Regions from separate parts of the Homo sapiens genome. Here all the other regions are linked to region 3. A link is a loop called in an ENCODE intact Hi-C map of the cell type or tissue named here. Cell type or tissue: endothelial cell of umbilical vein. All regions are shown on one strand. Each heading gives the region's core, and the rest is flanking DNA. Links, peaks and the distances in the headings are about the cores only. Region 1 holds the start of LOC107987032 (a long non-coding RNA gene). Region 2 holds the start of LOC101927823 (a long non-coding RNA gene). Region 3 has its middle 92 kb from the start of LINC03062.

Region 1 (10,834 bases), core at 289-5,288, 76 kb before region 3:
GTTACTTTCTAACAAAGCAACAGGTCTCCATAGGATTCAAACTCAGGTCTGCAGCTACAGCAAGCAGGGAACCCCTCATTTGGCAGGAGATGCTCAATGTGACTGAATGGATGAACTTCCTTCTCTGGATCACCCAGGGATGGCCCCATGCATTTGTGGATTTAGCTTCCAGACTCCTGCTGTCCTGCCCTCATGCATGGCTGATGATTTGAGCTACTGATTAACACTTTTTAAAGTCAAATTTCTCGGCACATGTCAGGGTGGGAAATTCTATCTGTCCTCCATATGCCGGGCATCATTCCACAGCAGCTGGTTGGGAAGGAAAGCTTAATCTCTCGGAACCTGCATAATATCTTTATAAAGGTACAGCTGGGCGAATGTCATAAAAATGTTCAGTTGTGGGTGCTGGGATATCAGATGCCTTGCGTGCCTCTTCACTGCCAGGACACACTCCAGGAAAACCCCTGGTGTGCTTGAGGCCACATGACACACAGAGAATGCAGGCAGCAACGCTTTGCCTTGGAAAGCTGAAGCATTTTCTATCTTAATCCCGGAAAAAAAAATTAAAAAACAACTGCCTTGAGAATGTGATGGATACTGCCCCTACACCTGGGTGTTTAGCCGAGATTTATTTAGAGTTTAGGAAAAGTCACTTGAATGATGAGGGCTTTTGTTCATCCCTTCATTTCTCTGAGTGACTATGGAACTCATATATCTGTGTTTTCCCACTAGGGTTGTCTATCCCTGCCATTTGTTTTTTCTTTGTTATTTCTACAGAGGCAGGGCTGACTCTTGCCTTAAACACTTTTGACGAATATCCCTGGAGCTAAAACCAGGGGCGCAAAAGCCACACCCAGGAACCAAGCTCCTGCTGCCTGCTTGGGTAACCATCAAGTTCATTTTGCTCCCTGAATTCCTGCCATGCACTGGGTTCATGCATTGTTCTTTGCAAACATATGAGATGGGGTTATGCTCAGGCACATGGGCAATCAGCACCCACTAGATATGACAGGTGAATCTATTATCTGCTCCGCATAACACATTCCCCAACACTCATAGCTTAAAACAATAGTCTTTTATCACCTCTCACAGTTCCTATGGGTCAGGAATTGGGACAGGGAGTGGCAGGATGGCCTGTCTTTGCTCCATGGTATCTGGTCCCTCCACTGGGGGACTCAAAGCAGAGACAGGAACCATCTGAAGGATGTTTCCTTGTAGATCTGGTGGCCCATGCTTGTTGTCAGTTTTTGGCTGGAATGCCCACATGTGGCCTCTCCTTGTGCCCTGGGCTTCCTCAGAAGATAGCAGCTGGGTTTTAAGAGCAAGTGTCTTAAGAGTGAGAGAGACAAGAGACCAAAGCAGAAACTAATGACTTTGATGATCTGGTTACAAAAGGCACACACCACCACCTCTGCCATATTGTATTGATTCAAACAATGACAAAGGCCTGCCTAGGTCCAAAAAAAGGGAACACAGCACCCCGCACCCAGTGGAGGATGGGCTTTAGATAGGTATGATCATCTTTGGAAAATACAGTCTACCACAATGGCAGACAAGCAGAGCCGGCTGTCCAATCGATCTCCTGCAATCAACACTATGCAGCTGCAGTGTCCGTCACCCTTGCTTAATGTCTCTCCAAAGCCCAATTCTATGTCAAGACAGTCTCTGTGATTCTATTCAGTAAAGACTGCTTCACCTGAGACCTCTCTTGAGATTGCTTTTTTGTGCTTCTCTAAGATTAATATCCGGAATTTAAAAAAAGGAAGAAAAATAGCCAGTGCCTTCAATATCCCCCTTCTCTGAATCATTACCGATTGGGCTAATGACTGCTGATAGTAAACTGGAATTCCTCTGAGCGCTGTACTGAGTAATCGCTGGCTTATTGTTTCACTGTGCTCAAGGTCTGCGTGGTGGAAATGGCTCATCACAAAGACGCATCACCCACGGAGAGAGGCCGCACTGCACAAGGGCCTGCCTGAGGCAGCTACCTCTGCAGCCAATGGGAGCTCGACCTGGAGCTGAGCTGCTCCCAATGACCATCCTCCGTGTTTCTCCAGACATTCTAATGGTCGCCGTCTCAGTGGGGCATGTACTGGGTATGGGGTATGGGGTAAGTGGGCTGCCGTGATCTAAGCCCCCAGTCATGCCTCTGCAATGTTCCCTGCGTGATGGGCATGGCCCAACCAATCCAAAAAAACCAGGCCCTGGGTGATGAGGCTTTTCTGTCTACCCACTAATTACAGTTTTTAGTGAGCTGTGTCTGGCCACAATTTCAAAATTCCATTCTGACAGCCTACACTATGGTCTCCAGCACGGGAGTCCTTTACCGCGCATCAGCGTGCGGGATCAGGTAACACAGACAGATAGATCAAGGCTGTTGACAGTCTTTAATGAAGTGGCAGGGGCTGGAGCCGGACGGCTCATCTCCAGGTCTTTGTCTTGTATGGTGCAGGCCGCACTGGAGACGCAGTTGGTGGATCACAGAGGCATAACCCTGGGCACACAAACACTCAAATGACCTGACTCTCCTGGTTCTACAGAAGCAAACCTGCGAGACTCAACGGCTGACAGCACAGTGCAAGGGAGGATTTATGCCTTCTTTCCGGCAGATTCTTATTTGCCTTGAAGAATCCAACAGAGGGCCACTGCCTGGAGGAACCCACATGCTGTCAGGCATTAATCAACTGCAGAAAACCCACCAAGGACACTCTGTTGCAAGTGGACAGCTTTGAACTCCAGCTGCCACAGCTGGGGGAACATTTGATAGTGAAAAACAATAAACAGCAGGGGAGGGAAGGTCATCTGGCTGAGAATATTTAAGAACGTTCCCCTAGAGGCAGTAGCAGAAAACACATTTACATCTGATTGTCTCTCTTCCTGAATGGTCAGTTTCTGCCTGATGCTGACTAGGTACAGAAATACAGGCAAGCAGAATCCAGAACCCCAGGGTTGGGCGAAAACACTCTGTTTTTTAAAGGACTTTGAACAACAATGAGAGACAAAGAATTCCCCATGGCTATTCTGCCAGGAAGTGACCCACCAGTGAAGGTTGCAGAAAAAAAAACACCCAGGGCTCAAGACCACGGAGGGAGATTTTCAGGGCCTGAGCCTCACTTGCTTCAGGTTTACTGATGCTCTTGGGGCTGGGGAAATGCTGAGGTCATCCAGGGGTAACTGGATTGAACCACCACTCTGTGCACACATTAAGGTAGTGAACTGCACAGTGCCATTTCTACCAGGTGGTACTGGCTTTTTTTTTTCTCTGGCCCTACTGCTTTCTTTGTGGAGTCTTCACCAAACCACCCCTTCCTAAATCCAATTCACTAAATGTTGCAAGGGGTATAAACATAAAGACCTGCCCTCCTCTGCCCACAAAAGCAGTCCATAAGAGAAGAAGGATGTGCATTTACTTGTGACTAGTGTTCTAACACAGATATAAACACAGTTCAGAAGAAACTTGCAGAGAAGAAAATAAATTCCCCGGGGACAGACAAGGCCACACTAAACTCTGTGCCAAATGCCACATGGTCCCTGATCCTAGAATGCTGGACTCATCAAGATCTTATAGATAGATGTCTATCAGTGACAGTGTTTTCTCTTAACGTTAGTATTTAGTGTCACTATCAAATATTTTAACCTTGGAAGACCTGTAAGTGACCTGACAAAGGGCATTTGAAGGTATACTTTATGACCAAGGATGCTTGACCCGGAGGAAGCCCCCGCACGAGGGTACATCTCCTCACTTGGGCTTCCCATGGGTTCTGATTCAATGAGGAGCACCAGGTCAGGACTGAGACATGGTCACATTGAGGCCAAAAGGATGCCATGCCACCCTGACACTGCCATGCAGACTTTAGGTCCAATTCTCGGCTTAAGGCTCACTTCTTCACAAGTGCGTCTCAATTCAGACACCAGCCATGAACTCAGGGTCCACAGACCGCCTACACTTCTGCCCAGCTAGTAACAAATTCCCATCAGGGTTAATCATATGCTGGGTTCCCATCAGGTTTAATCACATACTGGAATGACTCACAGAAGTCAGGAGAGCTCTATACTCACAATTCTAAGGGATACATCTCAGGACCATGCAAGCAATGTGAGACACAGAGGGTGAGATTTAGGAGGGTTCCAAATATGGATGAAGTTTTCATGTCCTCAGGATATGTCACTGTCCTGGCACATGGATGTATGACCAACCAGGGAAGCTCAGCTGAACTTCAGGTGTCCAGAGTGCCTATTGGGGTCTCAGTATGTAGGCTTCATTGATTCAATGGCTATGGGATTGAACTCAATCTCCAGCCACATCCCCTCCCCGAGGCCAGACTTATAGGGGCTCAGAGCCCCAACTCTCTAGTCACATGTTGATCTTTCTGGTGTGACCAGCCCCCATCCCGAGTCTTCCTGTTAGCATGAATTCTGGTGTGGTCACAGGGGCCTACCATGAGTAACAAAGACATCCTATCACTCAGGAAATACCAAGGATTTAGAGGGTCCTTCCCAGGAACCGGAGACAAAGGCCAGCCAAATGCTCTATTGTACAATAAAGTCCAAGTCTCAACCTCAGAGTCTCTCACATGAAAGTCTTCTGCCACTCCCTCTGGTTCTTCACTCTTCTGAGACCAAGAAGAAGGAAGAGCACAGTTTGGGTTCCCAGGCTCCCCTGGAACCCACCCATCTTCAGACTCCCTAGCAATCCAGACACCTTCGTCTGCAGTGTCACCCCAGTCTCTGGGTTCCTTATTCTTTGCACGGTCATGACCTGAGCTCCCACGTCATTCCTCAGAGCCAGACTTGCCGCTTCCTAAACAACTATGCCGGACTCATGCACCTCAGTTTCCACAACTGGGTTCTGTTTCCAAAGCCTTTTGACAGGCCGCTCCCCTTCCACTCCTTCTCTGGTGCTGACTCCCAGAGCCCCTGCCTTAGTCATCTTGCAGTCCCATGGTCAGCCATGACCCCACTCGCTCATGCATTTGTCACTTTGCCTCCCTCAGTCTTTCTTCCTGGAAAGGCTTTCTCTGGTCATCTGAGTCCCACCCAGTCTCCCAAGGCTTTCTCAGCTGCTGTTTACCTCTTGGTGAATTTCGCAGCCTCCCTCACCCTACCACTGAAGCAGGTGTCCTCGCTCACTTGGCAGTCTGCTTTCAAGATCTGGACTTGACATCATACTATTGAGCTGCACACATTAGCTTCTGCCAGCATGGGGCCAGTCTTGGAAGAGCTGGGTGGTATTTTCACGCGTGCTGGCAGTCTCAGCTCTTAGGGAAGCAGCTCCCACACTGATGGTGCCCAGGAGTGATTCTCAGTGGATTTGCAGCTGGTTTTACATGGTAGACAATCTCCTTTTTTATTCTGATAAAACTCTTGGCTTTTCTTGAACTGTTAATATTTCTGCCTAAAAATAGATGCAAAATAACTAAATTTGCAATCATCTCCAAAAAATGAACTACAATAAAAACCTGACTTTTCCTCTAAGATTTAACATAAGGTTTGAGTTATGTGTCTTCTTCAAGTGTCCATTGATGGAGGTATTGATTAATCTATTCTCAATTGCCTGTGGTTCTGACATATGCCACAGTTAAACATCTCCAAATGACAAGGAAACAGAACTTCAGCATGCGAATGAAATAACCAAAAGATCTGACTAAATAGAACTGAAGACATGATTGTAAGCTCAGTCAGCATTTTCTTCTAATGGCACCAAGTAGCCCACAGTATTACCTGTGCATGCCTCATTATCTAGGCCAGGATAAAAGGACATTCACAATCTCTGGAGTGTCGAATTTCTCTTAATATTCACTTTGGTGGATGTTTCAGCTCCTTTTATTTTTTGATACTTACTTGTCTTCTAGAAACATCTTTTTAACTTATTTCATCCCAAGAATCTTTGACACGAAATAGGAAAAAAAAAATGTTCCAACACCTCTAGTGAGTCACCATCAACCAGAAATGAGATATTGCTTTATAAATTCTGCACCAGATCTTTGCATCAGAGCCAGCTTCGGCTACCAGGGCACCCACCATACTGCATCCATCTGGTGAGCTGGGTATCCGTGACACAGAGCAAGCCTGGGGAATGTTCACCTGCCCTGGCAGGCCAAACACAGGGGTACTGTATTCTGGGCTCACAGGAAACCACAGCGTCATCACAGCCACACTACTTTTTGGAAAAGGTGATACTCAAAATTATCTGCACTTCCCTCCTACGCTTCCTTCCAGAAAGCCCATTCCCCGAGAACAGTTGCAAACCACTGATGACTCTGATCAATGCATTGTCTTTTTAATTGAAAATTATGCAGAAACCCCTTGCATTTTAATGCCTTTTGTTGAAAGTAACTCAAAAATATGCCATTGAAAGAATATCCTGAGTGTAAACACATCTGTGAACCAGCAAAGACTTCCCAGGAGCTCCTGGAATCCTCATTGAAATAACAAGTCTCTATTTTGTGATCCTAACACCACCGGATGGGGTCAGGGTAGGTGTGCAAGACCTTGGATGTCCCTGGAAGTTCTTCTTCATGCTTAGTAAATTCCTTGGACCACCTTTCTCGTTGCCATTCACTTATTTCCAAATATTAGGGGAACACCTACAGGTCATCTCTATTCACAGGGAGTTCTAGGTGGCTGGTCTGTGCTGTCTGTGCTGCTGGGATCAGAGGTGTGCCTTGAAGCGTCCCTGAACCGTCAAGGTACCACATGCGCAGGAAGGAGGCTTGAGCTTTGCTTTTGGTTACAGGGCATATGCATAAGGGCTACTCAGAATTTAGGAGTTATATCTCTTCTCTTACTCCCAGCCTGTGATGCGTGAAATGTGACCTAGATTGTAATCCAGATTCTTCCAGGAACTCGTGGTGAGAAAGACCTCCAATGAGCTGCATATCTCTCTGTGTCTCAGTTTGCTTATCCATTAAATGGGTTTAAGAAGAATACCTACTGCACAGGGCAGTTGTGTGATTAAGAGGGATAATTATAAAACCGCTTGCCCCAGTGTAAAGATAAAGAAACAATAACTGTTGATAAAGACGATGTCTATTCTTTAATGCTTGTCTCCTAGTGAAAACAACTGGCTTCTCTTCCAATCATTTTGGCAGCTGACCCCAAATTCACCAAGGCAGACACTGAAATGAATGGAATAGAGAAATGAAAGCAATGGGTTCAGGGGTCAAAAGTGCTGCTGTACAAGGGGTGAGGACAGACAGCTCTCCAGCCACAGGGAGCCTTTGGAGCTACCATGGTCCCCAGGGAGCCAGGAGTGCGACTGAGCTCTCTTTCCTCGGTGCTATATCACCTGGACAGCACCTGATGTAGACTGAGGCTAGGGCCCCGTGGCCCCTTCTGAAAAGAAGATATAGCCATATTAGTTAGACCTGTTTATAATTTAAGAAAGCCCCTATAGCCACATGGCATTGCTCAACTATGGCCACAGTATGGGCAGAGCCCGCATCTATCCACCGCATCTAGGAAGTGCTTCTGCGTGGCCTTTCCTGTCCCCAGGCTCCTGTGCTCTTACTCCTAATTGCTTCATCCACTCAGCAACCCACAGAGAACCTGATGCTGGTCAGTTGGGGCTCCCCTTCCTGAACCATCATGTCAAACACGCAGCAGTCTTGTGACTGCCTTAGAGGGTACAACCTCCTGGACAGGTTGGTGACATTCTACAAGTTCACTGACTATCTTCATTTGGGCACAACCTTTTCTCTGATGCAAACTGGGCACGAACTTAAAAGAATATTGACTCAAAAGCCACCGGTATGCACTTTTCCCCAGGGACCTAATCCCCTTGGAGTGTCCCATGCTTCCCTCGTGCCCCAAAACATGATGCAACCCATGGGAAATCAAGTCACTTGCCAGTCACATGAAGGTCCCTTGCTATTCAGCCAGCACAAAGGTCTTTGTGCTGGTCAATCCAGCTGCAGGATTCTAGCTTTCCAAGAAGAAGCAAGTTGATGGGAGCAAGCACTGAAAGTGGAAACAGGCAGAAGCTTGTAGTGAGTATTTTCACACAGGGAAGATGGGGCTGGAGTGTTTTGGATGCCAAGGTAAGCAGACACACAAGCAGCCTGCTCATGCACGCACTCCTCACTTCATCAGCGCCCCAGGGAGAGGGAAAGGGGAGCTGGGCCCTGGGCCAGGGAACCAGAGCCGAGTTTCCGTCACTCACATGGAGCCAGCTCAACTCAAAGCTCCAGCTGCAGACAGCTTCCCAGGACAGCCCAACCTCAGGACAGCGGAGATGCTGGGTGGTAAGAAGCAGGCAGAAGGGAAGAGCAGAGTAACATTCATCAGCTTAAGGAGGACCCCCATCTTCCTGGATCATCTTTTCCAAAACTTAGAAAATGCAACACAAACCCTGGGGTTGCTAATATTTCAGGAGTCTGTATTTGATTTCCTCCACTTTTGTAAAGCAACATCAAAGTACTAAAATTGACCTTCCTATTCCTCCCAGAACAGGGTGTACTCCCCACCATTCAGAGGCAGAGCCAAACCGAGAATGAAAAACAGCATCCCATCGTCTGGTCCTGCCCAGCAACTTCATCCCAAGCTCAGTGAGATGCTGTCCCCAGAGCTGCAGCCGGGGAGACTCCTCCAGTTTCACAAGCACACCCTCTTGTAATTTCCACCTCTTTGGAGTAGCAACTTGGATAAATTGAAAATGGCACATGAAACATCTCTGTGCCTTTCAAAGGGAGGGAGCATCTCTAATGAGCTTTTGAAAGAAAGCACAGCATCGCCCAGTGGAAAGAAATGTGTAGTGACCACCCAGGCCTGCAGACGAGGCTCTACGATCAAGCGTGGATGCTAATTCCTGATTCCACCCAGTCTCACATTAATTCTCAGGAGTCAGAAGACCTACAAATGTACTCAGGGCATCCAGAGAGAGGCAGAATGCTGCTGGATTGGACACAAAGGACCTGGTCTCTAATTCTAGTGCCACTTATTTCCTTCTTCCCCCAGGTCCGCGACTCTGGCTTTGAGACAGCTGCTTTCCCAACTCTCATTCATGGGAAACCCACCCTAGCTGAGCTTCCCACCTCAGAGCAAACTGGAGAGAACCCATGCCAAGTGCTTCAGCAGTCGCGGGGATGAGAGTCCTACGCAAATATGAAATGTGGCATGCAGTCTCACAGAAGAACATGTTCTCACCAAGGATTGTTACAGAGAGCTGCCTTGTTCAAAGGTCCAAAACGGCTTTGGCAAAGGGTATCTTTCTTTCCATATTTGGCCAGAAATATGAGCTGACAGCAAATGCTATGATTTTGAAATACATGGCATATTATTTTTGCGAGATAGTCTATCTTTGGTGGTATATTCCACAGCTGATATCCAATACTGTTAAATGTTGAAGTCAGAAGACTTTAAACCAAAATAGGAGATAGCAATTAAGTAATGCTGTGCCCAATCTGTTGCCATTGGAGGCTGGTGCATTATCACTGGTTAAAGAGCAAGTGGGGAATTTGTAACAAATATTAGTCACGAGGCTAACCCATCAGGCTCACGTGGGAGAAGGAAAAAGGAAGAGGCTATAGGATCAGGATGTCTCTCTCCCCTGTCTGCAGATGTTATAAATGGATCTGGCCCTAAGAAACAACTTCTTGTTTTAAGATGTTCTAGGGCGGCCTTGGCAGGTGAGTGGAGATTTAAAGTCAAGAAACATAGAATTTTGTGCATTATTTGACAGATTTTTTGACCATGTCTGAATTCAAAATGGCCCCAGTTAGACTGGTGCTTTGGAAGTCCATTTTGTTTAAGATGAGGATATTGAAAGAAATTCACAGGCACAATTTTCTCAAGTCAAAAATATAACCTGATGAGTAGCAACTATATGGGAGGAAAATGGGGTAAACACAGAGTGGTCTTCATAGTGCTGAGATCTGACCTCACCCCCACCCTACACTCTGTGGGGCAGCTCTGGACTGCAATTCTGCCTGCTTGCCACTGAGGCATGACCAGCATCTGTAGAAGGCAAAAAGTGTCTGCAAAATGAAAGAGCCACTGTGACAAGGTGGCTCTGTCATTTTGCAGACACTTTTTGACACAGAAAAAGCTCTGGCTGCAGACTTAACATGAACAACCAGAGGCCAGCAGGGCCAGCACCACCTCCACTCCAGTCTGGTCTGAGTGGTCATGGGGGCTGAGGCTGTGATAGCTGACTCTTCATGAAAGCATCTGTCAAGGGGACAGTGTGGATTTTGCTAGATTGAGATCTGGTCAAGGGTCTCCATGCTGAAGGATGAATTATACTTTCTTTTTGTGTGGGTTTTTCTTTTTTTCTGGACAAACAGATATCACACAGAGTTTTGGAACAATCCTAACACACCTTTGGACTTTTGGATGAATAAAGTTCTCTACCTACAAGTCAGCATAGCACAATGAAAGCAGTAAGGAAGCCTTGAGTTTCCATCGTTGGATTCGGACTTCATGGTGAAATGCAAGTAGGTCACTTGCCTAAGTACAAATATGTGATCTCAATGTTGGCCAAAAAATGGGCAAAACTTCCTTAGGAAGCAAGGGTGAGAGGAATGGGGTCTGAGAGCTAATCCAGAAGCCCAGAATTCAGCCCAGGATTGCAGGGGCCCGCAGGCCTTTGAAAACGACTGGACTTCTCAAGGCTCCCAGGTCCTGGCCAGGTTGAAATCCCTGAGGACCATGGCCGCAGAAGAGTACAATGATGGGATGGCGTAGGGTAGGTCCCTGGCAGAAACCAGTTGATATTTGTTTCTTTATAATGTAGAATATCAAGATTGGGAGCAGAGATTCTCAAGCTTTGCTCACACCAGAATTCCCTGGGCAGCTCTGAAAGATCCCCAAGCCCAGGTGTCCCATCAGACCCACG
Region 2 (10,834 bases), core at 4,913-9,912, 83 kb before region 3:
AGCCTCCTATGACTGGGGAAAGGAACCAACTCCCATGTTCAGAATAGGGTAGGCTTTGCACTTATCCTTCAAGTCTTTCTAGGCTCTAATTGGCTGAATGTTAGCATCACATGGGAAGATTTTAGGAGTGGCCAATGCCCAGGACACAGCTCAGACTGGCTATATAAGAATTTCTGGTCCGGGTGCAGTGGCTCACATCTGTAATCCCAACACTTTGGGATGCCGAGGCAGGTGGATCACCTGAGGTCAGGAGTTTGAGACCAGCCTGGCCAACATGGTGAAACCCCGTCTCTACTAAAAACACAAAAATTAGCTGGGCTTCTTGGTGGGTGGCTGTAGTCCCAGCTACTTGGGAGTCTGGGGCAGGAGAATCACTTGAACCCAGGAGGCAGAAGTTGCAGTGAGACAAGATCACACCATTGCACTCCAGCCTGGGCTACAAGAGCAAAATTCAGTCTCAAAAAAAAAAAAGGATTTGGGGATGGGGCCCAGGCAGCAGTCATGTTTAAAACCTTTCAGGTGATCCCAATACACAGCCAGAGTTGCAGAAACACAGGGTTAGCTGTGGACATAGAGAGCATGAGAGGTTGTCAGGGTCAGGTAGAAACTACCCCAAGAAAGTGATTACAGGGTGCAAGAGGTGCAGATCGGTGAGAACTGAGGCCTCCAAAGTCAGCAGGGCTCCATCCATGCTTGGAGGTTCCAACAACGGTAGCACATCGAAGTCCACTCCATTCTCAGGGTGCTGCTTTTTCCAAAGGAGTAGAATAGACAGCACAGAAACAAAATAAAAAGTAGAGGAAGACGGTGTGCTTGGGGAGCCATGGCAAGACGGACTCCGAACCTTCTCACAACACCTGTTCAACCACATCGAAGAAAATAACTTGTCCCCTCATGCACTTTCATTTACCAAAATAAACTCCAATTAAAACAAAGATTTGTAAGTAAAAGCAATAAATGTAGTAGATTAAAATACCAGTGTTGTTTTATTTTTATTTTGTAATCATGGAGTGGAGAATATGTTTAGAATTATAAACTGAAACCCAAAATCCACAAAGGGAAATATTTGTGAATTTAATAACATGGATATTAAAGACCTTTGTATGCCCAAAATATCACCATAAACAAAGATTAAAAGTAAAACAGATTGTTTAAAAATATTTGTACTCATTTAACAAAGTATTAATTTCCTTGTCAAAGAAATTATCATGAATCAGGAGAATTAAAATACTGACCATTTTTAATAAGGAAATTAGCAAGGAATTTTGACAAACAAATCATGGGAAAAGGGTAGATGGTCAATACACAGATGAAGATGTATTCAGCATCAACTGTTGGCTAGGCGAGCACCGTCCGTCTCACATTCCATGCATAGCAGTGGTTGCAGCCACAGGTCTTGGGGAGAACGTGCCTGGGTGTGAACTGCGGCTCTGCCGTTGTGATGGCAAACATCCTGAGCTGCAAACAGTCCTGCCATGAAAAGAAGAAGCACTCTCAGTGGTGAGATGGAGACCACCTGCGCCAGAAGCATTGTGCTTCTGAGGGGCCTGGGCAGGAAGAACAAGTCCTCACATTTCCTGACAAGAAATGACCCATCTCTCAGGAAGACTTGAGTTTCTCCTCCCAGGACAGCCACTTCAGTTACAAGGATTGAACAGTATGTAAGATCGATAAGAAAATGAATGCAAGGCCATTCCACTTGTAGGAAAAAAGGGCTCCGAGGCCAGAAGATTGCCTAAGTGGGCCTGGAGGTCCTTTCCCAGGGGGACCTTTTTCTTTCTTAAAGGAAGCCCACCCCACCTAGGCAAGGTCTGCCCACAACCCAGGCTCCCAGACATGCTGTCCTCCTCCCCCAAACCGTGAGCTTGTGTGTGGAGATGCTCTCAGAGAAGGACCAGCAATTAATTAGAGTTGTTCAGCCTGGTGAGAATGCCAGCACAAACTCTTCCTGGAAATAGATTTTATTTAGGGAAAATCAACTCAGAAATGACATCAAGATGGTAAAACAAGCATATTGACCTCCTTTCCTTCCATATCCCTTAAAATGACAGAACACATCACACACCTGCACACACATGCTCACACCTACACATACATTAATGCATCACATATTCCTACACACACCCACATACACTCACACCTACACACATCACACACTGCTTTACATACACTCACACCTACACACATCACACACTGCTTCACATACACTCACACCTACACACATCACACACTGCTTTATATACACTCACACTTATACACACTGTCTCACATTCACACATACACACACACTCCTAATACATACTCATACACACCTATGCACATTCACACATGCCTGCCTGCATACATACACACTCACATGCACATACACTCACGTCCATACGGTCATAGCTAAATATCTTGGGTGGCTTCTCCCACAGAACCTGTTAAGCTTTTCCAGCAAGTTTTCTTTATGTAAACACTTCTTTAATATTTTTACTTTATTTTATGAAGTTTATACATATACATGGTATTTTTTTAAAAACAGGGAAAGCTCTAAAATATTGCTGAGAGGAATTAAAGACCAGAATAAATGGAGGAATATACCCAGATTCTTGGGACAGAAGATTTAATATTGCTAACATGACAATTCTCCCAAAATCAAACTGTGTGGATTCAACACAATCCCAATGAAAATCCCAACAGGCTATATTGTAGAAATTGGCAAGCTGATTCTAAAATTTATATGGAAATGCAAATTGTCTAAATTAGCCGATCAGGTATGAAGAAGAAGAACAAAGTTGGAGGACTAATATTATCTGGTTTTAAGACTTATTATAAAGCGACAGTAATCAAGACAGTGTGATATTGGCATCAAAGCAGATAGACCAATGGAACAGAACAGAGTTCAGAAGGAAATTCACACACACAGACAACTAAGCCTCAACAACGGCAACTGCAAAGTAGGTCATTGGAGAAAGGATAGTTTTCAACAAATGGTGCTGGAACAATTGAATATCCATATGTGTGCACACACACAAATGAGCTTCTATCTGCTCCATACCTGGAACTACATGAAAAAATCAGCTCAAAATGAGTGACAGACCTAAGTTTAAAACCTAAAACGATAACACTTCCAGGAGAAAACATTTGTGACCTTGGATATCAGGTTAACAAATTGGATTTCATCAGAATTAAAACTCTCTTTTTCAAAAGACACTGTTAAAAGAATGACAGTGAAATGAGGAACTCAGAACTCGATAACAAGAAAAACAAACAGCTCCACACAAAATATGGTCAAAATTCCATAAAGCACAGTATGGGAATGGAAGGGGTTCAATAGCTTTACAGTGGAATAAGCTGACAAACACTCTCTCACCAGGAGATGAAGGTCAACATCAGCAGAGATAAGTCGTGTTGATAGTATGTGACCTTGATGTTATGTGATGAGAATGGCACTTTATCTCTGTGGTCTCCTCCCCAAAACCCGTAACCTCTAGTCTATTTGATACAACCCTCCATCAGAGTTGGGCAGGCATCTGGAAGCTTCAGAGGGAGAAGGAAGTGACACCTACAGATGGCTGTAGGTCTTTTAAAACTCCACCAAAGACAAGAAGAAAATATACTTGAAAAATACATCGGTCGGGCATGGTGGCTCATGCCTGTAATCCCAGCACTTTAGGAGGCTGAGGTGGGTGGATCACCTGAGGTCAGGAGTTCAAGACCAGCTTGGCCAACCTGGTGAAACTCCGTCTCTACTAAAAGTACAAAAATTAGCCAGGCGTGGTAGTGGGTGCCTGTAATCTCATCTACTCGAGAGGCTGGCAGGCAGAGGTTGCAGTGAGCTGAGATCTCACCACTCCACTCCAGCTTGGGTGACAAAAGTGAGACCCAGGAAAGAAAAGAAAGAAGAAAGAAAGAAAGAGAGAGAGGGAGGGAAGGAAGGAAGGAAGGAAGGAAGGAAGGAAGGAAGGAAGGAAGGAAGGAAGGAAGGAAGGAAAGAAAGAAAGAAGGAAGGAAGAAAGAAAGATACATCAAGAAGGGGTTAGCTGAAACATAAAATATTTTTCACCATCACCGCAGCTTACAAGATTCTCATGGCCGGGTGCAGTGGCTCACGCCTGTAATCCAAGCACTTTGGGAGGCCGAGGAGGGCGGATCATGAGGTCAGGAGATTGAGACCATCCTGGCTAACTCAGTGAAACCCCATCTCTACTAAAAATAAAAAAAATTAAAAAATTAGCCGGGCGTGGTGGCAGGCGCCTACAGTCCCAGCTACTCGGGAGGCTGAGGCAGGAGAATCGCTTGAACCTGGGAGGCAGAGGTTGCAGTGAGGGGAGATCATGCCACTGCACTCCAGCCTGGGCAAGAGAGCGAGACTCCGTCTCAAAAACAAACAAACAAACAAAAAATAGATTCTCATCACATAACGTGAAGACTTATCTCTCTTGATGTTGACTGTCCGCCATGACTTATCTCTGTTGATGTTGACCTTCATCTTCTGGGTGAGGAAGTTGGTTAACCTATGAAATTTACTAAAGCATAGTCTCCCAATTTGATCAATCCTATCTAAGAGCAGAAGAGAAGAGCAGCAGTCTTCTTAGAGTCCCATCTATGTCTAAATCCCATGGCAGTCTAAACATATGAAAACCAGGAAAGGCCTTCTAGGAGGCGTGGCCAGGTGTTCCTGGAGGTTGAAAAGGGCTGTGGATTTGCAGGTCCATCTTCATCTGAAGGGTTGCTAGAGAATCTATATTTTGGAGAAATTGTAAAAACTAAGTTCTAGAGATATAGTGAAAAAAAATTAGAAATTCAACTACCAGCTCTATGCAAGACATTTCAGGCTTTTCCACTATTAGTCTTGATTTCTTCTTGTGATTCAAAACCACATTTCTGATGTCTGCAGGCAGCCGACACTGGGACGGCCCACCCTCGTCTCAGGCACGTGTTCCACCCTGGCCTCAAAGTTGGCTCCAGGCCCACCGGCCAGCCACCCCTCCCCTGTGTCATCCCTCTAGGTTCTTGCTCAGGAAAAGCCTGTTATCTCTAAAGCCAGTTCCTCCTCCTTCCTTCTGTTTCCACATTAAGCTCTGGCCTTGATTTCTTTGGAAGGTATTCCCAGATCACCCTCCCTCTGCATTCCCAAGCATCATCAAGGCCACCCCTGCCAGACTGCATGCTTTTAAAGCCTTGCTCTGATAAGCCCCCAATGCTCCTGGCAGACCCCACCTCCTGTGTGCCTGCCATGTCGCTTTCAGGGACCTCTGCTGTGTGCCACCATCAAGTCGAGCATTACGTACGCACAAACCCAGTGTCCACTCTGAATGGCGTCTCCCCAGACTCCCCTCCCGGGCACCCTGTCCAGAAAGCCTGGCATCCTGATTGCTGCCACCTCTGCCCACAGCACGTTTTGGCCCACGTGACTGCTTGCTGATGATGATCCTCCTGTCTGCTCTGTTTTTCCTCCTCCCTGCTCCCCTTATTTAAGCTTCCTAGCCTGCAGGGCCCAGCTTGGATTTCAGCCTAGGCATCTTCCCATTCCTGGAAGCCTAACACAGTTTCACCCAAGCTCAGAATTTGGTAGTAGGGGCCTTTAAATGCCATTCTTTTGACATAAGGTTGTGCTTACATTTCATGATGGACAAGGAAGGGAGATATTTTTATTACCCTGTTTTACAGGAGAGGAAACTGAGGGTCAGAGTGGTTCAGTGACTTGCTCAAGGGGCACCTCAGAAGCTGTGGATTAAGTATTCCAACCCCGATCTCTGAGCTTGTATGCTCATAACTTTTCATCAACCTAGTGTTTGTGCCTACAGTTCCCTGGGGGTCGTAGTAGAAGAAAGAAGCTGGAAGGGAGGCAGGCCACCCTTTGCGCCACGCTCCCAACCTTGCCTGTCTGTTTAATGTTGGCCTTTCATGATGTTGTTTGAACAGAGACAAGCTTAAAAGCTATGGCTGTGGGCCCTGCTACTGAATGATGTGGGGGTCGGGACCACATCTCTCTCCTAATCTCAAAGTGCAAAGCACTGCCCAGAGCACAAAGTGGGTACCACGTACCTGCTCATAGGGTTGTCATTTAAGCTGAAAATTGGGCAGAGAAAGGATGACATTCTCAGGAACTCACACCTAAAAACCTCGTCAGTGATATGTAGTGGTTTTCAACATGCCCCGAACTCCCTGGCTCTCACTCATGAGAGGTGCAGTCTATCTCCCTGCTGCTCCTTGCATCTGGGCTCCATGACTTGTCTACAAATAGAACATGGTGAGGGCGGGGCACCATGCCAATTTCTGAGCAGGTCCAGACTTTAGGAAAGAACAGCTTCCACATCCTGTCTCCTAGATGTGCTCTTGGAGCCCAGTTTCATGCTGAGGGGAAGCCACAGCTCCCACCAATCCCACCACAGAGAGCAGCAGCTTGCTCGCACCATCCTGGAAGTGGATCTGCCCATCCCGTCTAGTGGACACAGCAGGCAAGGGGCTAGCAGGGAGAGCTGTTCAGGCTGAGTCCTGCCCAAGCTGCAGATTCCTGGGCAAAATAACTGATTAATATTGTTTTAAGCCACTAAAGTTTGGGGTGGTTTGTCACATGGCCATAGATCATCAGAGCAGATGTCACTGGCAACAGAACAGAGAAGTGAGAGGAAAGAAAGGCCGGGGAATTTCCAGCTGTGTCGCTCAGCTCGGCTGCCAGACTCATCACCAGGGACTGGGTGGCTTCGACGGCAGGCAGTCACTTCTCACAGTGCAGGAGGCCGGGGGGCCAGGGTGGGTACCAGCAGATCTGGTGTGTGGTGGGGAGTGGCTTCCTAGCTTGGAGACGGCCATCTCCTCCCAATGCCCCTCTGTACCTGTCTATGACCAAATCTCCCCTTCTTACAGGCAGTCCAGCCAGATTGGCTTACAGCCCACTCTAACAGTCTTGTTTTAACTCAGTTACCTCTGCTAAGACCCTATGTCCAAATAGGGTCACATCCTGAGGTGCTGGAGGTTAGGACTTCAGCAGATCCTTTCTGAGAGGGCACTGTTCGGCCTGTACCACTGGGATGGATGAGGAGTGAGAGCAGCTTTTAGCACTCTCATATGAACGCATAAATAGAGCGCCTCCTAATGTGGCAGGTGCCCCTCTAGGGAGGAGATTTACGAGCTCAGCTTGGCTTGTTTTCTAGAGCCACCTCTCTGAGGGCAGAACCTGCAGCTCACACAGGCCTGGGATCTCCATGGACACGAAGGTGCCCAAGACTGTGACCTCCCTGAGAAGAAACAGGCCCTGCCACTTACCCTGTTGGCATTCTGACATCACAAGACAGCTGACCATTTTATTGAGCACTTAATACACAGTACCTGCTGCAGTGGCTTTACATAGATGCCTGTGTAATCCTTGCAGCAACACTGGACAGAGGGATGAGATTTGATGCCCGTTCTGCCAGCAGGGAGACAGGCACAGTAGGATCCTCTGGCTAATGAGGGACAGGGCCAGGCTGCAAGCCCAGAGGCAGTACAGCTTAGAGACCCTGCCCTTAGCAGCCACACGGTGCTGCCCATGGGGCCTGAGAATGTGCATTTCTAACAATGCTGATATTCCTGATCCAGGGACCCCAGTTAGAACCAGTTGTAACCCCCCATTAAAGTCTCCTTTCTCCATTCTCTCACGTTCAGGACGTTGTTCTTAAATGTCACAACAAGGAAAGCAGGGAAAGCGGACTTTAGGTAAGTCAGCCTCTCTCCAACGCAGTGCTCCCAGGCCATGTCTCCTGGTGGCCGGATGGATGGCTTCCGTGGACACAGGAGCACTCATAGTGAATAATGGCCCCGGCAGAGCAGCGGCTTCCTGAGACTGATGATCTCATCAGCCCAGACATGAAGGGCTGCCCCAGCTTTCCAGGAACTGCTCTTTTCTGCTCACATAAAAATAGCCATTTCTCATAAACTATTTAGTGGGGCTCGGATCACATCAGGAACCATTAGTGAAATGGGAGCTTTGTTGTTGGTTAGAGGAAGTAGATGGAAGGGAAGAATCAAAGCCAAAGTCACATTTCCCTCATTATATTTCAGGGAAAGGAGACATATTAGCTCTTGATCAGCCAGTGTGAACTAAGAGCCCAGCTGGGAGCAGAGAGGATGAGCTGAGTGCAGGGCTGTCTTCTGCCCCTAGCTGGCTGGCACCAGGCTGCAGGCGGGGACTGGAGTGCACAGTACTCCATTCCCCATCACCCCATCAGGCTGAGACCAGCCTGTTCTCTGCCTTCCCTCTGAAATTCTACATTGCAAGCAGGTGATTCTCTGCTCAGTTTAGTCTGGCTGTGGTATCGCCAGAACACCAGTGAGTTTCCCATTTCTACATCCTGTCCTACACGGTGTTCTAAAAGCACTCTGAAAAAAAAAAAAAAAAAAAAAAAAAAAAAGCCTGATCCTCAGCATCGGATTTGCAAGGGGAGCTCCCTAGAAGCTCTAGGACTTACAGCATTGTGTGCTTGCAAATTTGGAAGGTTTTTTAGAAATTAAATGTGGACACATAAATTGCATCAACAGGCTGTGTGTGTGTGCATGCACACACCTCTTACGTGGCTTCTTTTGAAAGGGTTTTCAAGCATTCTTTCCAAATGTTAATGCTGCTATGTCCACTACGCCCAGGCCCCAGCATTCAGGTTTAAAAAATGGATTTCCACTGTTTTATTTGCTTATTTAGACAGGCTTTTTTGTTTCACACTCACACTATGCATGAGCGCCTCTTAAATATAAAAATTTAGTCCACCTCAATCTTTCCCTTTTTTTTTTTCAGGCCCCCAGGAAACAATGTTGCTGAGATCATCCAGGACTCAAATCAGGTAAGGGGTAAAAGGACTCTCAACTCTCCATCTAAAATACATCTAAACTTCATTAGGTGATAATATTTGAGGCTTCTTCCAAGAACTTCAAGCTAATCTTAGGTGTCATCAGAGAATGTGGACATCTTTGCTGAGATGTGAAATGTATGCAAGCCCTTAAACCCACAGTGGTTCCTGCCACATGGTACCACGCTGTTCACTAAGTCTGCGGCAGCCTCCCCTGTAAAGCTGGTGCCTGCTATCAGGTGCTGTGGCAGTTCAAGGAGAGGACCAGCCCTTGTGCACCATCACATCCTGATGCATTAACGCAGGTGGTAGTTCTGCCTTTTGATCTCAAGTCCAAGCAGGAAGGAGGCGTGAGGGCCATGCCTCTCAATGGCGGAGAATACTGAGTGTATTCTTTAGGGTCCACCAGAGAAACAGAACCAGTGGGTGTGTAAACACAGGGAAAGAAGAGCTGGGTCACATGAGTAGGAAGGCTGACACTTCCCCAGATCTGCTGTTTTCAAGGTGGAAATCCCTTCAAACTTCCAGACTGAAGTCTGGCAAGCTTGAGACTCAAGAAATTGATGTTCAGTTTGAGTCCGAAGACAGGGGAAGATCCACGTCTCAGATCATGCAGTCAGGTGGATATTCCCTCTTACTCAGCCATTTTGCTCTCTTTAGGATCTCTGTGAGCTGGATGAGGTCTCGTCCTTGGGGAGGCCCCCTGCTTTACTAAGTCCACCAATTCAAATGCCAGTGTCATCCAGAAACACCCTACGCACATGCCCAGAATAATGTTTGGCTAAATATCTGGGTACCCTGTGGCCCAGCCAAGTTGAAACACGAAATTAACCATCATACAAGGTATGTGAGAGGTCACGGGATGCCCCCAGATGCAATGCCCTGGGCAGGGCTGGGGGGTTCACTGGGCGTCTGAGTGGCAGCAGGATCTACAGGTGGTATACACTCTGCTAAGGGAGCAGCTTCACCTGTCAAAGCTCCTGGCCCCAGGCAGTTCCCAGGAGCTGCAGCCATACCGCCATGGTCACCTTACCCCGGCACAGCCACGTGCATTCAAACTTTCCAGACCATTCCCTCAAGACTGCCCTGGAGCTTGTGTGACCAGGTACTGCTCTGAGCTGTGTTTCCACCTGATGTAGCTGTGGTTCAAGGCAGTGTTGGCTCGTGGGGCTCAGCCACACCTTGGAGGTCAGAGGTCAGCTCCACCAGCCACCTGGCCACCTGCCATCCACATGCCAGGGTAGTTGTACCCCCGTAACCCACACGCTCAGCAGCCACTTCTCCAAATGTGCCAGTCTTAATGGAACACAAAACACTGATGGCCTGGATTGGGCTTGGGAGACTTCTCTGTGACTCTGCATAAATGTATTCCAGCCTCTTACAAGATTTGGAAGGCTTGAGGTTCAAAACATTTTCTCCCTAGTTCTTTCTCAGCACTAACTTTTCAGGGCCCTTCCCTACATTTCACCTGGACCCTGAGGAAGTCAGCACCCCAGGCCAAGTGAGGCTTCAACCTCCTGTCCAGTTGTGGAGCAGAATGTACCCCACAAAAGGGACATCCGTATCTGGAAGGTTCCGTGGCTTCCCCGGGCTTGAGAAGCTTCATCTCCAGTGGAGATGGTTGAGAGAGGTAGTGAGGGGCTTCTTTCAGGCTTTGTGTGCAGAGAAAGCCTCTCATCCACCAAGATGAACGTTCAGACGGGTTACACCATCTGCAGCAAGCCTGTTGCAAGAAAGCATCCGTCTGGCTCCTGCAGCGCACATAGCAGTCTGCATAGTGAGCCTGGGTGCAGGTGGGCATGGGGGCTGCGGTGCTGAGCCCAGCCTCCATTCCCCCCTACAGCTGGGCTCCTGGAGGTGGGGGCACCGTCCTCCCGCACAGCAGAGTCACAGGATGTGTGTTTGATTTCTACCCCCTGTTATCTGAAGGGTTTTATGTCTACTTTCTCTGTGGGTGTTTCTTCTCAGCATTAGAGACAAAAAGCAAAAGTAGCCACACCTCATGGCTGGAAAGAGACAGAGATTGT
Region 3 (10,834 bases), core at 2,224-7,223:
GCACCAAGTAATGCATTGGGTGCCAGAGATGCAAAGATAAACATCCCTGGCTGCCTGTCTTCAGAAAGCTCACTAGCTAGCTAGGAGACAGGCCTGCAAATCAGCAATTCTAATGGAGGTTTATACAAATTCTACACAAGGTGCAAAGGAGCACAGGAAAGAGGACATAAGGCTGCAGAGGGTCAAGGGGTAGGGAAGAAAGGCTTTATGGAGGAGAGAGCCCCTGAGCTCTCTAGCAAAGTCCAAGGCCTGGAAGCTCCCTTCCAGCTGATGGCACAGGAATTCTGGATGCTGAAGTGCCATAAATGGAGGACTTGGGGGAAGGGGGACTTCTCCTTGAGCCTTTTGTGCTTTAGGGGGTGCCACAGCTAGTGGTCATCAAGGGGGCTTTGAAGCCAGCCTGGGTGGCCACTTCTCCCCAGTGTGACCCTCCCTACACTTCATCTTTGCATAGGAAATGCAGTTTCCCTAGCAAGTGCTTCACTGCAAACAGCAAAACCCTAAAGAAGGTGGAGAACCATGTCCTGAAACAGGCAGGGACCAGCAGTGACTTCCTGCCATGGGCTGATGGGATGAGGACACAGCCCCCAGGTCTGAGCATCCTGGACGCTGGCCCCCTGCATCCAGCATGACTCACTCAGACACAGACCTACTAAGAGTGGTGGAGACTAGTGGGGACAAGAGACCACGGTGCTCAGAGCTCTCACAATGACGGGAGCCAATGGAAGAGTTTCTGCAAGGCTGCTGCCCTTGCCTCTAGTGTAGGGCCTAGTGTTGCTATAGGTCAATAGCTCAGTGGGAGCTGAGAGGAGACTGGCACACAGTGCACACCCAGCACCCTTCACCAGCCTCAAGTGCAAAGGCTCAGGCTTCACTGTTCTGCCACCCAAATCCTGTGTGTGGCACGCAGGCCTGGGACCCCTCGATAATTCGTGCCTCCTTGGGCCCATGTCTTTGTCGGCCCCTTTCCCTGAGGGCAGGCAGAACCTGAGATCTGCATCTAACCAATAGTATATGGCAACCATTAAGGCAGTCCTCGGTTGTCATGAAAGTCCCAAATCAGCCGGTTTTGAGTTATCAAAAAGGAGATTATTCTGGGAGGGCCTGACTTAATAGATGAAAGTGCTCAAGAGAAGGATCAGGGCCCTTTCTGACATGAGAGACTTTCTCCCCATCACTGGCTTTGCAGAAAGAGCTGCCATGATGTGAGAGGGCCATGGGACAAGGACCTGCGGAGACCTAAGGAACCGAGAGCAGCCCCTGCTGACAGCCAGCAAGAGTGTGGGGACCTCAGTCTGGCAGCAAGAGGAGGTGAACTCTGTCAGCAACCTGAGTGAGCTTGGAAGCAGATTCTTTCCCAGTTGAACCTCCAGCCTCCAGATGAGACCTCAGCCCTGTGACACCTGTTTTGCAGCCTTGGGAGACCCTAAGCAGAAGACCGAGTCAAGCCGTGCCTGGGATCTAGATGTGTAGAAACTGTGGGTGCTGTTTTACCCTATTTAGTTTGTCTTGCAGCAGTAGAAAACTAATATTCCAGGGCCTTCTGGAAAAATGTCATTGCAGCCTAGCTAGATTGGTATCATTCTGCACCACACCCAGGCTCTTTCTAGTTCATGTAACCCCTAAAACCTCCAGGTCCCAGTAAAGACTGGGAGTTTTCAGGGATCTCTCCGGAATGAGCAGGGCCTCTGAAGATACCTAGATACCAACCTGGCCAACCCACACCTTGCCAGCCACTGCCATTGTACTGCCCAGTGTCACAGCAGATATGGCCCAAGTTGCATTCAGGCTTTTCCTAGTGGTTTGCAGGCTTGCTAGACTGTGCTGGACCAGAACGGATATTCCTACAACGCAAGCCTAGCTGGGTGTTCCTACCACATCCTTCTCCATCCCTGCGTGTCCCACTTAAAAGGGTTGCCAGGACCCCAGAGCCAGACCCAAGCCCTGCCCTCACCTTTCTTCCCTGTTTTTGGTCTGTAAGGAGCTGCCTCGTCCCACAGGATCTTTAGGTCCATTTCACTATAGTCAGAAATGTCTCTGAAGCACGAAGAAAGGCTGAATATCCACTAAACTGAATACGAGTTTTGTCTTTTGAGCATAAGCAACGTGGATCTCGGCGTGTTAAAAACGGACACATATGAATGCTTCTGGGCCCCTGCTGGGCTCACAGGTGGATGGAGTCTTGACCACAAAATCTGGGCCAGATAACTATCCAGAATGTCTAAACAGATCACCAAAGACAAGACCATCTCCAAAACGAAAAGTAAGAAAGCTGACTCTGAGCAGCAGTGCTAAAGCCCAGGCCAGAGCAACAGACATTGTGACAGAGGGCTTCAGTGCCCACGCTGGCCTGTTATTGGGCATATGCAGTTTAAGAAACCCTTACTTGTTTGCTATGCCTCCGAAGAAGCTATCAGGCTTAGAAAATCACAAAAGGGAACCAAAGGAAAAATAGGAAACTAACAAAATTGACAGCGTTTGCCAATGGCTTCCCAACACCGGCTTTGCATCAGCCAGGGAGGTTGTTAATAGGTGGAGCTGCTTCTGCTCTTGCTGTTTCCATGAAAGCGTCCGGTGTTTCTGTATTGCACATTCTGATTATGAAATTTTAAAACCGTAATAATGTCTAAAGTGACTATGACTAGAAGTATTCTTCTTTACGGAAACTAAAATCACAACTGTCAAGGGAACGGGTATGCCTGGGAATGCTGACTTCCCCAGGGCCCTTGCCAGGGCGCTTGCAGCCCTCTCCACTGCTCCTGGCAGCCACGCAGCAGTGACCTCATGTGTGTTTGCCCTCCAGGTCCACCAGCTGCAGTGACCTCGTCACAGGAATGCTGCACCACTCTGATCATTCAGCAGCCATCAATATCCAGGCAAGACCCTCCGCCAGCAAAGAGATTACAACTCGCAAAAGGCTCAGATAATCATTAGCATTTTTTAACAATAAAGTATTTTTTATTCAGCTATGTACTTTTTTAGACTTAATAGCATTCCACATTTAGTAGACTACAGTATAGTGTAAACAAACCTTTTTTCTTTTCTTTTTTTTTTTTTTTTTTGAGACGGAGTCTCACTGCAATGCCCAGGCTGGAGTGCAATGGTGTGATCTCGGCTCACTGCAACTTCCACCTCCCAGGTTCAAGCGATTCTCCTGCCTCAGCCTCCCGAGCAGCTGGGATTGCAGGCGCCTGCCACCATGCTTGGCTAATTTTTGTATTTTTAGTAGAGATGGGGTTTCACCATGTTGGCCATGCTGGTCTTGGACTCCTGACCTCAAGTGATCCGCCCGCCTCAGCCTCTGGGAGTGCTGGGATTACAGACGTGAGCCACTGCACTCGGCAAACGTAACTTTTATACGCACTAGAAAACCAAAAAATCCATGTGACCCACTCTATTGCAATATTCATTTTATCACGGTGGTCTGGAACCAAACTCACAATGTGTCCAAGGTATGCCTGTACAGTAAACTTGCACTATAAAAAATGTTTCTTAAAACTTTGGTGTGTTCTTCTTCATTAAGACACTAAATAGCAGTAATCTATACACTGCCCTATTGAAGTAGTGCTGAGCATACATGAACTATCAAGACGTTTGCAACAACCACCCTGAAAGAACATTAGCTGTGCTTCTACCAGAGGTCAGAGGTGCCATCAATACAGGGGATGGAAATGCTGAAGTGCAGTTAGATGTTAGTGAAAACCAAGATAGAATCTTTCCTCATATATGTTCACAAATCCCCTGGATTTTATCCGTGGTCTTGCCAGACCGTGTGGTGTCTTTTTCCATGTCCCCAAGCAGGATGACATAGTCTGCAGCATTTGCTTCTGGACCTGGTTCCGTGGAGACACCCAAGACTGGGCATCCCATTGTGTGCATGCACCTTTGTCTGGATATGAGAAAGAAGAGGAAGAGGAGGAGAAGGAAGGAAATGAAGAGGGAAGAAGGAAAGAAGGGAAGAAAAAGGGAGAGTGATAGAAGAGACTGTGGGGTCCTCCCCTCTTCACTTCATCAGCAAGGGGCCAGGAGGCAAGGACGGTAGGTTCAACTTGTCCATGACCTTCAGACCCAGACAGACCGCAGGTCCAGGGGCATCCCCGCACAGGCCATTAGGACCCGACCTCCACCAAAGTGTCGGAAGGAAACTTCACAAAGCTCCTCTGCAGCCAGACATTCTTTTCCAAGCCCACCTGACAGTCTCTGCCCCAGGGTCAGCTCCTGACATGGAGTGTCCTTGGTATGAGGCCCGCAGCCCCATCTGAGCCCACCTCCAAGCCTCCTCTGCTCTGTGTAGAGCCAGTGAAAGGGAACCTGAACAGAATGTGGACCACAGCCAGGGGAGGAGAGAAAAGCCCTTGGAAAGCACTAAATACTCTCCTTGTTCCAAAAGCCCCAAGGACAGCAGAATTATCTGGAAAATGAATTCCCAAAAATTGATTCATGGAGGGGAAAAAGAATTTTTCCTATGATTCTTCCTTCAATTTAAAATTTCTAGGCAAGTACACATTGCAGCCACATAATACACCCTTTCCCCATTAATAATCGTGATTTTCAGAAGAGAGGGTCATTTTTCCTGTTATTGTTGGTCACACCTGCCAGTAAACAAGCTGTGTGTGCTGTGTGGGGGTCAGGGCAGAGCATTCAGACTCTAAAAGCTAGACCCCGCGTGTCCATGACCTTGGGCTTGCCCAGCTGGACGGGTTTCCATGCACTCCACATCTGGATTCCAAGAACAGACTGACATACAATGTTCCAGAGCAGACTGATGTGGATGAGGATGCCCCATCAGAGAAAACATGGCCCATTCTCTCCCAAAGGCTAAATTTTTTAAAAAGAGGATAAATAATTACAAGCTACTTTTGCAATGTTTCTATAACAAAAGTGGGATTTGTAAATCTCTGAATTGTTCAAGGAGGCTTGTCCGCAACCCCCCTGAGTCATGACAGGAAAGGAATTATTTATAGCCCAGGACAGTTTGTTTACATACTTGCCTAGTTCCTGGGCAGAGTCCTTCCTCCACCTGCACAGTAAAAGTTGCTCATCAAAAATAGAAAATTATTGCTTCCTTTTCAACTTTCCCTGAAAGCACTGAGAAGAGGAAGGGGGAACACAAAATATATTTTTACTAAAGGGTTCTTTCCTCTCCAACTAAAATCTTATCCAAATGTTGCTTCCTTAATCCCCAGAAGGAAACAAAAATCCTGAGCTCTTTTGTAGAATGATTAGAGACAAAGTCCTGAGACTCCACACCTGATTGTCCCCAAGTCCCAGGGGGGTTTCTGAAACTGCCTAGGAGATGCTACGGGGGGCTGTGAGAATGTAAAGGAGCCCACCACCCAAGCTGGGGACCTTGAGACCGGCCTCTCTTTCATCCAGACCAGCCCTGCCTTTATCTGTTGTGCACAATGGCATTTAGACTGCTTCCACTGGTAAACTGGAGTTTGAAAGTGACAGGAATGGTTGATCAAGCAGGCCCTTGGGGCTCTCAGATGAATGCACCATTCTGTCACTTTGTCCTGTATGGTTGCCATCCATACAGAGAACACTGGGCTGAGCAGCCTCCTGCCCAGCCTGCTGGAGATGCCGTATCCACATTAGGGTGAGACCTAGAGGCACTAGGGGCAGCAGGAGGGAAGGGGGAAACCTGTTCCTTCCTGAGAGTTGTAATCTCCTTATAGAGAGAGATGATCCAGAGAGGGAGCTGGCGGGGTGGCATGCAGCTATGAAGGTGCTGAGCTGGCAAGAAAGCAGCCACGCAAAAGGTGGCACGGAGGGCAGGAAGCCTCAGCAACACAGAATAGGCAAAAGCCAGGACAGCTCCTCTGGGACCAGGGCAACTGGACATGCTCCAGGTAATGCAGGTAATGCAGGTAACGCAGCTGAGTGGGCACCAAAAGGCAAGAGCCATGTTAGGGAAGAGATCAGGTTGGTCAAATACACCACAGGCTGCTAAAAAGGGAGCTCTATTACTAAGCGTTAATCATAAGATTGGAGAGATTGTTGAGAAGTACTTCACACTTGAAGAAGACATCTTCAGGAGAAAATGAAAGGAAAATGTGGGTGGGGAGAAAGATCAGGTTATTCTATTTATTTCCAACTGGGTAATATGGTATATATGACACATACACAGATAGATAGTTGGATGGATATATATATATATCATAACGAAAAAGATCATCTCTCATATGAAGGTCTTGAGCCAGGACCCACATGCACCACACTCAAATATTATACCATGAATTTCCACAGACCAAAATCTTTAAAGCACCTACAACTGGAATTTTCTTAGACTAAAATAATTTGGCTAGGTAACAGAATTCAGCTACTTGCAAGAGTCAAAGGGGGACACGTTGTTTTATAAATTAACTAGAAACATTTCTTGAGCCAAACTAGAGATGGAGTTATTGACACAACCGGAGGGCAGAGCTCACCAAGGGCACCGAGACTGGCCGCTACTTAGCTCACCTAGGACCTCCCACGCCGCCCACAGGCCGCACCACAGAGCAGCAGGAGACACGTGTTCCAATGTTGACCGAAAGGCAGGTGGAGGCCAGAAAGCATGCTGCCCACTGACACTGGGCCCCAGCCACAGAGGCGGGACAGAGCCACCAGCTCCGCCGCTCCACCACCCCCAGCTCGCTGGGTAAACACACTCAAGCTGGAAGCCTGGTGTCCCGGCCTTCTCACGAGACTGCAGGAAGCAGGACGGACGAAGTTTACTAAAATCTAACATCCTATGGTACGTGGGATTTATTTTTTTTAGACACTATCCAGGCTGGTTTTGTTCTCCCCACTGTTTAACTGTATTTAGTATACAACCTGCAAATAAAAATATACCTGGGCTAGCCCTGATCCAGGGTTTGGAGGCAGTATGATCTCTGCAACATCTGCAGCAGAACCACTGGGGAATCATGAAGATTCCTGGCTCCTCCCTGCCCTGCATACACACTCACACACACACACACACCCCATTCATGCACCATACACACATCATACACATACCATACACACACAAACCACGCACACTGTAAACCCACATGCAGCACACACAGCACACACCCCATTCACATACCAGACACACACCATACACACATCATACACATACCATACACATACAGACCACGCACACTGTAAACCCACACACACCACACACAGCACACACCCCACCTACACACAACACACACACGACTCACTGTACATCTCACACACACTGTATGCCACCTACACATGCCCCCCCACACCATATACCACACACACACCATACACACCACACAAACCCACACAAGTACACTCCACACACGCATACACACACCATACATATACACATACATCCCACACACACATACATACAGCACAAATTACACACACACCACACATACATACACACACTATACACCACACACAATATACACCCTACACACACATACACACAGCACAAACTACGAACACACACTCACAACTACACACATTACACACACCACAAAAACTATACACCCCACACAGTATACACACCCACACACACATACACACAACACAAACTACACACACACCACAGAAACACAGAAACGCACATTATATGCACCATACAAGCTATATACCCCACACACAGCACACATTATACACCCTCTCCACCACACACACACACACACACACACACACACACACACGAGTCCTGTATTAGAATTGTTAGGAAGTGGCGCATAGTAACCTCCATTTTAACACCCAATCCTGAAGTTTGAGTCACAGCTTTTACATGAGCCAGGCTTCAAACCTTTAAACCCCTTTGATTAGTGGGCAGGCAGAGGGGAGCTTTAGTGGATAACAGCAAAGTGTGTCATGCACAGCACCCCATGTGGGTCAGCATCCCATGCCATTTTCATGACAGCCCTAGAAGCTGGGGATTGTCACTGTGAGTCTCAAACCCTACAGGTTTGCAAATGTACAGAATCCTCCTATCTCAGGAATGCCTATGGTTCCTGAAGAAAATAATATATACATGTAGCTAATCTTGGCAATTCCAGAGGCCAAAAAAAAAACAATGTCCCGCAGTCATGAGGTCATGGCCCTTCTTGTGGTGAGCTCATCAGTCCCAAGCGCCAGGAGGGCTCTCCAGGCACTATCTGAGCCTCACAACACCCTTGGGCAGCCCCACCTGGCCCTGCACTGCCTCCTTCCCTTCTTGCAACAAAAAATTCCATGTCAAGGCAAAGACTGATAACGAGGGTGATGTAATTAAAACTCCCCAGGACCAGACTCTCCACCCTGACTTTTCAAAAGGTCTATTCATCCCATCAATATCTTAGAAGGATGGGCCACATTCCTCCCTCCCAGTCTGCGGAAGCTATGGGGACAGGCCCAGGGGTGAGCTGCGAGCTCCCTCACCCCATGGAAAGGGCCCCTGCTCTGTCCCCCTCCTTTGAAGGTTTCTTCAGAGACAGAAGCTGTTCTTCCTTTGAAGGGAGGAGGCTTAGTGAGAGTGGGATGAGGAGGGGACTTCCAGGGACAAAGCTTTGCTGTGGTCCAGGAATTGTGGGGAACCAACATGTCCTGTTTCCCTAAATTACTGCAGGGAGGGGCTGCAGGGCCCCAGGAGACACCAGCACCCTCCTACAGCCTTCCCGGCAGCTCCAAGGCAATTTCCTCTCCCTTCTTCCCCTCCTTGGCCTTCCAGAGGGGTTTGAAGAGTCCTTCACCATGTCCTCTGGGGAGCACATGAAGATGATGACTTTTTTAGGCAGTGTCTCTTCTATTCACCTTGACTTTGGCAGCACTAATTTTTCAAAACCCATCTCAGTGTATATATACCTTCCTGTTTAATTTTATAAAAATTAGCTCACCAAACTCCACCCTGGAGTAATTCACCAAAGTCACAAATTCACTCGAAAGAATTTATCCAAGGAGTCTGTGGATGGAAGTCAAAGAGTCTGAGAACTTGAATGGGGAAAGAATTCCATCTTTATTTCCAACCACCCTCTAATTGGAATTGAGCCTTGTCTTCACTGTGATTTTAAGTACCTTCACAGTAGGATTTGGGATAGCTGTGATTTTGTCACCACAGAAGCCACAATTATTTGAGCAGCTCATTAAAATTGTTGCAGATGTCATAAAACTTTGTTTATGTATTTATGTATTTATTTAGAGACAGGGTCTTGCTTTATCACCTAGGCTGAGTGCAGTGGTGCAGTCTCAGTTTACTGCAGCCTCCGCCTCCTAGGTTCAAGCATTCTACTGCCTCAGTCACCTGAGTAGCTGGGACCACAGGCATGAGCTACTATGCCTGGCTAATTTTTGTTTTTTATATTTTGTAGAGACGGGGTTTTTCCATGTTGCCCAGGCTGGTCTAGAACTCCTGGGCTCAAGAGATCCACCTGCCTCCTAAAGACTGGGATTATAGGTGTGAGCCGCCACATCCAGACAAAATTTTGTATACTCTACCAATCCTTATAGATGTGAATCTTTAGCTAAAATTAAAATAAAATAAAATATTAAAAAGACAATAATTCTGGTTTTTCCTCTTGGAAAAAATCAGTAGAAAAATCTATGTGTGTGTATGGTGGAAGCATCAGGAAGACGGGGCTTTGCTGACACTGCTTCATTTATACTGCGTTCCCAGCATCTAGACTAGTACTGTGCATGGTAGGTGTTTAACAAACACAGTACTTACTGAATTTAAAACACTAGGTAAACTCGTAAGTGCTTACAAATCTATGGATTTTATTGACTTTTTAAACTGCAAAAGTAATGCATGCTTGTAAAACATCAAATGTTAAATTTACACAGCAAAAAAGACGTCTCCCTTATAATCACCCCATCTCCCCTCCACACCCCCCTGCCAGCCTGTGGTCACTCCTGGTAGCACTCTGGTGTGAATCCTCTCAGATCTTTTCCCACTTATTTAAAATGTGTGGGTTGAGGAGGGTGGCTTTTTTGTTTTTTGTTAATAAATATATAACAAGGTGACTGACTGAATATGTAATTTGTATTTTGCCTTTCTTTTTTCCTGCTTTTAGCAAGAGAAACTCTGGAGTTTTCAAGCAAAAGTTTTCCATGACTCAGGGGGAGGCATGAGAATAAAATATATAGCCACTCACTTGTTCCAGCTTTTTGTGCCTAAGACCTCCAAAAGAAAGAAATTGCCAGGAGAAGGGGCTGGCCTGAAAGCAGTGTATAATATAAACGGGTTTTCATGTTCTGAAGATTCAGCCCATGATGGGAATGAAGTTACATGTCTCAGACAGGGAGAGAAACTAGAGTCTGGGTCCCATGGCTGAGAGGTGGAGAACAGAGACAGCCCTAGGCTGTGTGCCCTGGTTTGGGTCACCAGGGAGAAGAGGTGGGGATATGAGAGGAAAGAACCCCCTCCCCTACAACCTTCAAGTGGCAGGAACCTGGAAGCCCCAAGAACCAAGTAGCCTAACCTAGTCCCAAGCCTGCAGATGAGCCTATTGATATGGTTTGGCTGTGTCCCCACCCAAATCTCACCTTCAGTGGTAATAATCCCCACATGTCAAGGGTGGGGCCAGGTGGAGGTAATTGAATCATGGGGGTGGTTTCCCCCATACTGTTCTCGGTAGTGAAAAAGCCTCACCAGATCTGATGGTTTTATAAATGGGAGTTCCCCTGCACAAGCTCTCTTGCCTGCCGCCATCTAAGATGTGACTTTGCTCCTCATTCGCCTTCCACCATGATTGCAAGGCCTCCCCAGCAATGTGGAACTGTGAGTCAATTAAACCTCTTTCCTTTATAAATTACCTATTCTTGCCAGGCGTGGTGGCTCACGCCTGTAATCCCAGCACTTTGGGAGGCCAAGGCGGGCGGATCACGAGGTCAGGAG

Evidence for each region. A loop is a pair of places that touch in the nucleus more often than their neighbours do. Peaks named below come from ENCODE experiments on the same cell type or tissue, not always from the same donor. Only the 100,000 strongest peaks of a DNase experiment are listed, where the experiment ranks them.
Region 1: it touches region 3 in a loop (4-fold over the local background); 6 of 110 quality-filtered maps call a loop at or near these places.
Region 2: it touches region 3 in a loop (3-fold over the local background); 5 of 110 quality-filtered maps call a loop at or near these places.

The regions. Positions count from the first base shown.
Region 1 is chr9:89,800,179-89,811,012 of GRCh38, reverse strand. LOC107987032 (a long non-coding RNA gene) reads left to right here and starts at 7,800. Exons shown (of 2, transcript XR_001746572.1): 1 at 7,800-7,988; 2 at 8,447-9,286. In endothelial cell of umbilical vein, for the core only: CTCF peaks have their summits at 2,642 and 2,844; DNase peaks (open chromatin) are centred at 1,912 and 2,872; H3K27ac peaks cover 4,002 bases.
Region 2 is chr9:89,811,887-89,822,720 of GRCh38, reverse strand. LOC101927823 (a long non-coding RNA gene) reads right to left here and starts at 4,878. Exons shown (of 2, transcript NR_188443.1): 1 at 4,797-4,878; 2 at 1,223-1,470. RefSeq lists enhancers at 6,510-6,609, 6,660-6,769. In endothelial cell of umbilical vein, for the core only: no CTCF peak of the experiment used is centred there; a DNase peak (open chromatin) is centred at 7,790; H3K27ac peaks cover 1,082 bases.
Region 3 is chr9:89,726,613-89,737,446 of GRCh38, reverse strand. No RefSeq gene overlaps it. Among named protein-coding and RNA genes, the nearest start is that of LINC03062, 92 kb to the right of the region's middle. In endothelial cell of umbilical vein, for the core only: no CTCF peak of the experiment used is centred there; no DNase peak of the experiment used is centred there.